2 separate regions of the Homo sapiens genome follow, and region 1 is linked to region 2. A link is a contact called in ENCODE Hi-C or POLR2A ChIA-PET data. All regions are on one chromosome and are shown on one strand. Each heading gives the region's core, a stretch centred on a gene start or an enhancer-like site at or near the end of the contact. The rest is flanking DNA. Distances are from core to core; before and after follow the strand shown.

Region 1 (5,250 bases), core at 522-3,021, 120 kb after region 2:
TAGTGCCTGATACATAGTGTACCCTTCAAATATTTGTTGACTGAATTAAATATATTAAAAACAATTTTTTTTACCATAATCCAGAAGACATTACATAAATAAATATTTTATCAGAGGATTCTAAAAAAAATATTGTGGAGAGGGATCCTTAAAACATTTTTACTTTAAGAAGTATTTATCATATTCAAAAGAAATCTCATCCTGGGACAATGACATCTAATTTTGAACTTATAATATTTCTAGAGGACTTCAAATATCGGGAAGAAAATTCATTTCAAATCACTTTCACTTTAAAAAAAAATAAAAACACCAGTGGCTAGCACAAGTGGATGGCACACAATAGGCAATAAATATTTGTTGTTGATAATGAATATTGTATTTTGTGGCTGTTGTGGGCAGGAACGAAGAAGAGAGCATCACTCTTCCTAAAAAATAATTTCTGCAGAGCTGGCAAAACAATCACAAAGGCTGGTCCCAACATGACTGCTACTTTGAATGTTTCTTACTGAGTGTCAATCTTTATATTAGGAGAGGTAAACTCTACCCTGAGAACAGAATTTCAGGGGATTTTTCCCCCCTTCCTAGACTCAGGAACTCTGTTTTTGTGTAGTAATTTAGGAATCAAGAGGGTGGAAATACAAGTGGTTTTGCAACCAGGCAAGAAGCACAAGGCTGGGCATGCAGTATACCTGCATACCCTGTGCAGCAATTTACACAGAAAGCTCTTCGGTGTCAATTTTCACCATTCAGAAGAGATCAATGATCCTGGGTGAAATTGCCAGTATGAGAGCAATTTTTCTAGTACCAAGAAATTTTAAGCCGGGTGTGGTGGCTCACATCTATAGCCACAGCTACTAGGCAGGGTGAGGTGGGAGAATCACTTGAGTATAGGAGTTCAAGGCTGCAGTGAGCTATGATTGCACCATTGCACTCAAGCTAGTCTCTGGAAAAAATTAAAAAAAGAAAGAAATTTTGCTGCTTAGGAATTTGTGGCTTTGCAGTATGCAATTTCTCCCTTTGCAACCAACTTTGCTTCCCCTTTCTTATTAGACATTTCAACTTTAATGAATTTACTTAGAAAATTACATTTTCAGAGCAACTGGAATTCCTCCTTCCAGGATGGAGTTCACCCTCCTTCCCTCCCACACTGGGAATTTTTCCTGAGACAGGTTTCCGCAAAAGTACTCTTGAGTCTTTTCGACGTGGCGACTGTTCACAAGGCACAATTGTTTGTCTTCAACTCGGAATTCATCTCCATTGAGTCAGGAACAAAATCAAGGCAACAGAGGCTTTAAAATTCAGACAGGAAGTTCTGCCCTTTTGACTTGGGAAACTGAAAGGAAGGTGAGGAGGAAGATGATAAAGAAAAATACCAGGGGGAGGTTGGATATGTGTGCCTCTTATACACATTCCACATTTTCCCAACATTTTTTTAAGGCAGAAGCAGTCTTCCTAAAGACTATTGATGAACAAACTCCAAGTGAGCCAGGAGACAGCCCACCACCACCATCCAGCAGGCTCCTTTGCATACATCCCTTTTGCACAGATATAACGAAGGCAAGCAGTTCCAAGAGAGAGGTGGGGGAAAGAAACCTTGAAAAGAGTTGTACCCTCCCAACAGAGATGTACTTTCAACACTCAAGTCTGCCCTTTCCCACTCTGGTCTCTCCCTCCCCATTTTCTTGCCTTTGTTCTTCCTTCCTGTTTGGTTACTCCTGCCTCTTGTCTGTCTCTGACTTGCTTTGACCTGTTCTCCCCTGCGGTCCTTGGTGCATCCTTCCTCTTTCTGCTCTGCCCTAGTTATCCCCCAATCAATTTCTCTTTATTTATTTATGTTACAGACGAAGTCTTGCTCTATCACCCAGGCTGTAGTCCGGTGGCATGATCATAGTGCACTGCAGCTTTGACTTCTGGGTTCAAGCGATCGTCCCATTTCAGTCACCATGCCCACCTAATTTTTCACTTTTTTTTTGTAGAGAGAAAGTCTCCCTATGTTGCCCAGGCTGGTCTCATACTTCTGGCCTCAAGCGATCCTCCCATTTTGGCTTCCCAAAGCACTGGAATTACAGGTGTGAGCCACCACACCCAGCCCAATTTCCTCTTTATTGAAACCACTTTTATCCCATTTCCTTAATTTCTACCATTTATTCTTAACAGGGTTTTGAGAAACAGCCCCTCCTCCCTGTGTGTAGTATCAGAGGCTGCTTTACAAATTGTACAGTAGGTCCAGGAGTTACACATCTCAGTGAATGCTCCACTGACAACTGGGACTAAACTAGGCTAAAACTAAATCCGTCAGCCTGTCCAGATTCCTCTTACTCCCGCTACGACTTCTTTGGTCCTCCTTTGCCTCATCTACTTGGTAGAGCCAGACTAGATCCCTCTCTCTTCTCCTTCCCCAAGGCCTATTGATTGATATTACTACAGTGTCTTTTTATTTTTTTAACTTGAATGTTTTTTGAAGTCAAAAGTCTCCCTATTTTGCCCAGGCTGGGCTTGAACGCACATCCTTCTGCCTCAGCCTCCCCAGTAGCTGGGACTACAGACGTGCACCACTGTGCCCGAACTGGAGTGTTTTGTTTTGTTTCTTTGTGTTTTTTTGAGATAGAGTCTCGCTCTGTTGCTCAGGCTGGAGTGCAGTGGCGTGATCTCAGCTCACTGCAACCTCTGCCTCCAGGCTTTAAGCAATTCTCCTGCCTCAGCCTCCTGAGTAGCTGGGATTACAGGTGCACACCACCACACACGGCTAATTTTTTTTATTTTTAGTAGGGATGGGGTTTCACCATGTTGGTCAGGCTGGTCTCGAACTCCTGAACCTGTAATCTGCCTACCTCAGCCTCCCAAAGTGCTGGGATTACAGGCGTGAGCCACTGTGACCGGCCTGCAGTGTTTTTTAAATGTTTTCCTTCCTCTCTCCTTCCATTGCCCTAGTTCAAGCCTTCATCATCCTCACCTGAACTGTTTATATACATTCTAATCCTGCTTTGGCACCTTCTGCTCCTCCCCTTTCCCATCAGATTTGGTTCTCTAAAACACAGATATGATCGCATCATTTCCCTTGCTTAAAAATCTTCAAGGTTCCTAGCTCCTAAGGGCAAGTCCACGTCCTACAACAAGACATTCAAGGCCTTTCACCACCTGGTTCAAATTTACTTTTCGAGCCCCATCTCCCATCATATGCTAGATCCTTGGCCACCATGCATTGAATAAAAAAAATGGTTTGGTTTGTCTTAATGTTTTGTCCCATGCTTGTAGTAGCTGGAGTTTATTGCCAGGGCCCCAAAATGAAAACACACTGGTTCTTGACCGGGTAAATGCAGAGGCATGGCTACCCTGAGTTGTCAATCTGGGTCCTACAAAGGATCCCAAATACTAACTGTGTGAGCTGTGGTCAGTCCTGTGGGTCACCTCACTTCTTCAGGCCTAGCTTTCCTCATTAATACCATGAGGCTTAGATGACTTCAGGATTACCCTCCAGCATTAAAGGAGGATGCATAAGATGTGCAAACTCACCAAGCCAGACTCCATGGGCTGTGGAACCTTGGTGCATTTCCCCGGTACTAACTGACCTCCCAGTTCTGTCTGTCCGGAGCTGTTATCTCATCCAGGGATGACCTCAGACCCTGGGAGAACTGACTCATACTGCCTAGACTCGGACAAGTCAGATTTGTTCCAGAAAGCTCTTTCATTAGTATGCAGTAGCAGGAAAACTTTCATATGCTTTCCAGAACACCTTTTCCCTAGATTAATGGTATATGCCTGTTCATATACTCTCTAGATCTTTTTTCCTCTGGGTAAGTCAAATGAGTTATCAAGATATTGTATGGACATACAGATTCAGAACACGAAGGCCTCATGATCCAGAGGCTATTGTTTCCAGGTTGTGATCAGGCCTGATGAATTCCTTTTGTTCTATGTGTCTGTTAGGAGGGCTCGATGGCAAGCAACAGAAAATAACTGGCTGCTTAAAGCAAGAAGGAGGATTCTTGTGAAGATTATGGGCAGCTCATGGAGGATTTCCCTAACCACCCTGTCTGGTGTGGCCTCCCCAGCTGGGCTCCATCACCTACCTTGCTGATTTCTTTCACAGCTCTTGTGTAGTCTGAAACTGCCTTGTTCACTTGTTTGTTATCAGTCTTCCTCCTTAGACTACATACTCCATGCAGGCAGGGACATTGTCATTCTTGCTCATTGCTTTATCACCAGACTTAGGACAGTGCCCAGCACACATGGTACGCTCAGAATTATTTGTGGGATGACTAAATGAGTAGAAAGGAAGAGCTGAAATGTTAAGCCCTGGAAATGATTGGAGATAAGCAAGAGCAGTGGCAGGAACTCCTGGACCATCTTTTTAGGCGTTGCCATGCCATGACTTAACTAACTGCACTTGTCCCTCTGTGTTTCTGCTCCAGGTTTACATGCCTAGAATAGAGAATTAGTTGGCCCAGATGAGCATCATGTGCCCACTCTAGAGGCCATGAGGTTGGAGTCTTGGGAGGGGCTGCAGAGCACAGCCTCACATGGAAGGTAGGCGGTAGATCAAAGAAATGGCTACCAGGCAGATGTCCACTGCCTTCCAGCATAGTGGTCACTTTTCTTAGATACCTGTCCGTTGGATATAGCAATTCTGCTCCCTAGATAAATCTCTGTAAAATGTGTCCATGGACTCAGTTTTCTTGTCTCCATGAGTTCCACCTAAATGGGACTCACCTACTTAAAAGGTCTCCCTATTTTGCCCAGGCTGGGCTTGAACTCACATCCTCCCACCTCAGCCTCCCCAGTAGCTGCTCAAAGAAGACAGGCATGCTCAGGGCCTGCTGACGTGATCCAAGCACTCCCTGCCTAGCATATCCCACTACATCTTTTAATACATTTGTTTCTTATTTTCTAGCTCATGAATAAAACATACGACTACTTTACATTTGAAAAAGGTATGTTTTCACTTAACCCAAATTCCTTGTTTTCTGTAAACCCACATTTGGATGACTTCATTGTGGCTGATGCTCTTCACTGTCTACCCAAGGGCCTCTTGGGGCTGCCACTCACTAAGCCCCAGGGATGAATCATAAGGGAAGCCTCTTACTCCTTTGCCCATGGTTAGATTAGAGGTAAGATGTAACCCAGCTCTGGGATATGAGAAATCATGGACAGTCTGCTGAGGGCTTCTGGAAGGACTTTCCTCCCCGATGAGAGAATCATATGGAGAGAAGGGGTTTTTGTAACTACCCCTTCCTCTTCCTTCATTCTTGA
Region 2 (5,305 bases), core at 1,617-4,116:
CTACTGAACTCTACAGAAGCTCTGTGTTAGATTCTAGGATTAGAGTAGTATAACAATCCCTACTGCCATGGAGTTTACTGTAACCAAACAATTTCTTTCTATTCTATTAATTTTAGAATTCTGCTGCTCTAATCTTAAGACTTTCAGGAAATGAGGTGTTTTTATCTCTCCACCAAAAGATTAGTATTCCTAATTTTAAACTTTCCTAATACAACATTTGCTCATTGCTTTTTGCTATTTCTAGTTTCTCTTTTCCTACCCAAGCTGAAATTGTTAAAAATCAACATGACTATAGCTCAAGTTGTTGTGATGGGAATAAGGGCTGTGAAAGAGATAGAAACCCAATTACTCCAAGGATATGGTCACTTCATGACACCCTACCCTAACTCCACTAGGAAACCAAAGAAGCAAGATGGCAATCAAAACCTCTTTAGCTCCACCCTTACAAAGAGACCCTGAATCCCAGCATGTACAGCTCCTGGCACAGAGGAGGTACTCAGCAGACATTAACCTTGACAAGCAAAATGACCAGCTCAGATGATCATGAAGACTTGCTATTAATACTGGCCTTTCTCAGACTTCTCTTTGTGAATTCATTTAGACAGTCAATTATTACTGAGCCTCACTTGTGTACCAAGCCATGTGCCAGATGCTGGGGACACCACAGTGAACAGGATTCCATTCTGGTCTCGAGGGCCCATAGTTTAGTGAGAAAGATTGCCAGATCAACAGGCAATCATAATACAAAGTGCCACGTGCTAGATGAAATGGTATCCAAAGAGCTGCAACTAACTTGGGGTAAGCCACACTGTGGGGCACAGGATACAGGCAGGGACGATGAGAAAAGCTAGAATTTGGGAAAGAGGGAGTTTGCACTGGGTCCACCTTTTCTTCAGTCCTGTCCCTAGGATTCTTTCCACCTGCACTCAACATATTCAAACAGTAACACCTTAATCAGTGAGTAATGATCTATGGGTCTCAAGGAGGAAATACTGATTTCTCCATGATAGCAAGTGACGGTCCTGCAAGATTCTGGTGTGTGAATGAATAATGAAGGTGCTCGCCTAGTATGGAGAGTTCTATAAGATAAAGCAGCTAAGTCTTCATTATTTTTTAACCAAATGCCCTGGATTCTCCTTTTTCATTACAGAACAAGGAGAACTTAATGATGATTCATAAAATGATGCAAGTAATTTTTCTATCCCAGGATGGGGAAATTGTTCACTATTTTTATTTTCACTTTATGTCAAACAAGTTGCTACATTAACTAGGAGGATTAATATTTTAAAGTCTTTTGTGGACTTTTATAAATAATAATATTTATTTTCATTTTATTTTAAATATAGATGGGGTCTTGCTGTGTTGCCCAGGCTGGTCTCAAACTCCTGGGCTCAAACAATCCTCCCACCCTCAACCTCCCAAAGTGCTGGGATTACAGGTGTGAGCCATCACACTGGCCTAAAGAATAATTCTTAAAGTTTTGCCTTTTCCTTAATAAATTTCCTGTTTTCATAGACAAATGAAAATATGCAAAACACTTTAAGAACTAATTGTTCCACGTATGGGTGTCTGGCATGAGTCTGCAATTTCTGCCTCAATGAAAATGTCTGCCTCTGAAGGGCGTGCAACCCCACTAACATGAACCCCCTCTGGACATTTAATATTTCAACTCAACATATGGCAAAACTCACCGTTACCTCTGCAGGATTTAGAGAAAAAACCATCCCTCAGAAGCTTAATGTTCAAAAGTTCATTTCCAAACGCTCACCTGGAACAGCGTGCTTGGCCCTTGCAGCCTGGCAGGACTCAGCGGAGCAACTGGACTAAGGCTGCTCCAGAAATGTATGCTGGAGAGCAGTGGACTCGGAGTCAGAAGCAATCCATTTGGTGTCTGGGAAGTAAAGCAAACAGACTTCTTCATATAGGTTCACCTGACTTGGGCCATGATCAACAGAGCAGCAGAGAGAGGTTAGGTAGGCTAGGCATGGGCCAGGAAACGACCTTACCATCTCAGGAAAACTGGCAACGTTAATTCTGAGGGGCTGTGAACAGTTTAATTTTAATTTTCTTTTCTTTTGGAGACAGTCTCGCTCTGTCACCCAGGCTGGAGTGCAATGGCGCGATCTTGGTTCACTATAACCTCCACTTCCTGGGTTTAAGCGATTCTCCTGCCTCAGCCTCCCAAGCAGCTGGGATTACAGGCACCCACCACCGACTAATTTTTGTATTTTTAGTAGAGAAGGGGTTTCATTACGTTGGCCAGGCTGGTCTCGAACTCCTGACCTCAAGTGATCTGCCCACCTCAGCCTCCCAAAGTGCTGGGATTACAGGCGTGAGCCACCATACCTGGCTGGCTAGTTTTCTTCAATGCTAATTTTATTAACACTTTTTTCATAAAGGAAAAAGGTATTGACACATTACCTTCCCTAAACATTCTGGTGGAAAATTCAAGTTTGTATCAACTTTCGTCCGAATGGTTTGTTAACTTGTTCCCCTTCCCAGATTAAACAAGGATTAGTATACAAACAAAATAGGATCCCATAAAGGGGCTTTAATTCTTCTTATCTATATTTTCCTGTGTTTCTACAGTGGACATCTATTACTTGGGTTACGAACACACGTTTTTAAATGGTCTCCATATCAACAGCTGTTAAGGCTTTGGGATTTGCTGTTAAAATACCCTGTAGCAGCCTCTTCAGAAGCTCTGAGCCGGGTTTTCCAGATTCCTTCCGGATGTGGAGTTGATGAGAATTCATTGCCCTGGCAATGGTTTGGGTGGGGGCAGGGAGGGCCCTTTCTTGTCAGATTGGGTATAAAGCCAAAACCCTGGGTTTCCCAGGGGAGTTCCAAGGACTGAATTTCTTGCACACACACAGCAGGAGTCCTGGCCTGCAAGCCAGCAGGAGGGCAGAAGAAACACCCGCCCAGCTGCTAAGTCTGCATGGCTTTTATTCTCAGTGGAGACAAACTCCCCGGCCCAGGGTGGTTTTGTACCTTTGGTGACTAGAAGGAGTCCCTCAGTGGTTTTGTGATGTCAATAAGGTGCTTTGTGTAAGAAGAACCACAGCAAAGGCGCCAGCCTTTCAGACTGCACCATGCTGGATGCTAAAGTGTTATTTTTTCCTAGAATTGGCCTCCGTAGCATCATTAATTACCAACAGCATTTGGCTTAAACCTAAATTGAAAGGTCTGCTCTGTTCAGCAGAATGGAGACAAACATCCAAAGTTCCTCAAACTGTGAAGCTGCTGAAATGTAAACACATTTATACCAAATTATTTGAGTCGTTGGTTCCATGGCATTTCCTACATACTGAATGACCTATGAGGTTACTAGAATAAATACATGTTTTGAATAAGCTTCCCATTTGTTCTAGTCCAAGGCAATTTCACAAGCATGCCAGGCCATCTGGCCTAACAGTTAAAACTTCACGGCTCAGCATGAGCTCTGCCAGGGTTCCAATCTCAGAACCACTACTTCCCAGCCAGGTAACCTCAGGCAAGCCACCTAACCTCTCTCTGTCTCAGTTGCCTCATCTGTAAAATGGGGAGAATAAAAATGCCCACGTTACAGGGTTGTTGGGAAGATTAAATAAGCTGATCTACTGCAAGCTCTTATAAGATATGTGCCTGGCATATAGAAATGCTCAACAAGTGCCAGAGGCAGTTATCTGGCTAGGTACTTCATACATGTTTTTGAATGAATAAATGGATTGGTAATTAATTGAAAGTATACATGACATACTTACTAAACGTACTTCATCTATGTGAGGGAGAAATTCTCAACTGTATACAGAGAAGGACTTAATCCTCTGAAACAGACCAACTCAACTGAGTCAGCCTGGACTTGGAGGCTACTGTCAGTTGTGTTAGGCTCAAGGCCACAAGCTCAGGTGTTCTGAAAACTAATATTTGCATGTTACTCTGGAGCAAGGTTCCAACCTCAATATGTCACATTAACATTTAATAACCAGTGTGTTCAAGGCCTCCTAGTTTATCCATCAATGAAGGCTCTCAAAGCTTTAAAGAGACAATCTTCTAAACCACAAAACACAGCTATCCTTCTCTCCTCCATGGCCATCATATGCCCATTCCTTTTTAATCCTCTAAGCAATGTACAAGGTCTAGAATTTCTATTTCTCTGGTCTAAAACGTATACCCATGTCTGGATTTGAGATGTTTGCACATTTGTTTCTTAGGAATACAGGATGTACTCAGACTACTGTAGCCTTCTTGTTTCTCATCTTTAATATGTCTGAAATGTCTTCTATAATATATGCAAATAAACACTGTAAAATGATTTCATTCCCTCCTCTCCCTTCTATCCCTGAAGTTCTCCCTGAAAATCCTGTGGCCTTAAAGAACCATGTGGTTGCTTTTTTAAGGAAAGTTCCTATAACACCTGCTCTGGGTTATCTCCGGGACAGTGTGAGACTTCACAGCCTCTCTCCACACGCTCCTGGAGTCAGGCAGAGTGGGCTGAGCCTGAGGGCCAAGGGCTAAAGAAGCCACAGCAAAAAGTGCTGTTTTCTTTCCTTCCCCAAAGACAGTCTCGTTTTAACAAGCATGGCAGATAAGGAGCTCCTGATCCCACGGCTGCTGGGAAAGGAGATGCCACAGGCAATGCATTTGCAAAGAGTAAGACCCTCATCCCAAGATCCCCTTTTCATTTTCCCCACTCAGTTCATCTTCCACTTCCACTTCATAGAGTCTCCTAAAAAGCCTGCACATCTGAGCTCGCCAGGGTGAGCTGGCATCCAGGCATGCCCACCTGTGCACCCCTGCCCCGGCCCGCTGCCTCCTCCTCTTGCCTTCCTCTGCCCATCAAAATGCCACCTCCTCCAAGGACACTTTCCTGATCTCCCCTCAACCAGATGGGATTTCTTATTTCTGAATCTTTGTAACACTTTGTGACCATTTTTTTCTTAACATTTAACATGTTCTGCCTCCTATTATGGTGATTGGCACATTTTTCTTATTCTTTCTGTAGCCTTTAAGGTATCTGCTCATCTTTATTCCTCCTGTACTTTCATCTCCTAAATACCAATGAACTGAAGCCATCTGCAGCTCTAGCTGGGTCCCCCCTGGCTTATCGCTTGTTGGGCATCTCCACTTGGATGCCCCACCATGCTCCAACTTCATGAAGCTCAGCACCTTTCCACATCAGTGTTTCTTAAGACTCTTCCCCTTCTGTCAACAGGACCACCGTGTAGGCACTGCCTCAATAAATACTGACCGAGAGTGCAAACTATGTTTCAGGTGCCACAGATGAGGATAAAACAAGACATAAACCCTGCATGCACAGCCC

The links. A loop is a pair of places that touch in the nucleus more often than their neighbours do. ChIA-PET counts read pairs that join two places held with the same protein, here RNA polymerase II (POLR2A).
Region 1: a loop to region 2 is called in a map of endothelial cell of umbilical vein, with 2.5 times the contacts of the local background. The contact joins two enhancer-like sites. A Hi-C loop is called at or near these places in 1 of 168 maps with a recorded cell type or tissue (endothelial cell of umbilical vein). POLR2A ChIA-PET finds 5 or more read pairs at or near these places in 1 of 52 experiments (activated CD8-positive, alpha-beta memory T cell).

The regions. Positions count from the first base shown.
Region 1 is chr12:96,140,077-96,145,326 of GRCh38, reverse strand. No RefSeq gene overlaps it. Among named protein-coding and RNA genes, the nearest start is that of LINC02452, 30 kb to the left of the region's middle. Within about 2 kb of position 1,771, at least 4 of the 41 ENCODE cell types and tissues checked have a DNase peak (open chromatin) inside an H3K27ac peak, as active enhancers do; they include endothelial cell of umbilical vein, where a contact is called at or near this core.
Region 2 is chr12:96,256,317-96,261,621 of GRCh38, reverse strand. ELK3 (ETS transcription factor ELK3) reads right to left here. Exons shown (of 5, transcript NM_005230.4): 4 at 1,769-1,891. Among named protein-coding and RNA genes, the nearest start is that of ELK3, 65 kb to the right of the region's middle. Within about 2 kb of position 2,866, at least 11 of the 41 ENCODE cell types and tissues checked have a DNase peak (open chromatin) inside an H3K27ac peak, as active enhancers do; they include endothelial cell of umbilical vein, where a contact is called at or near this core.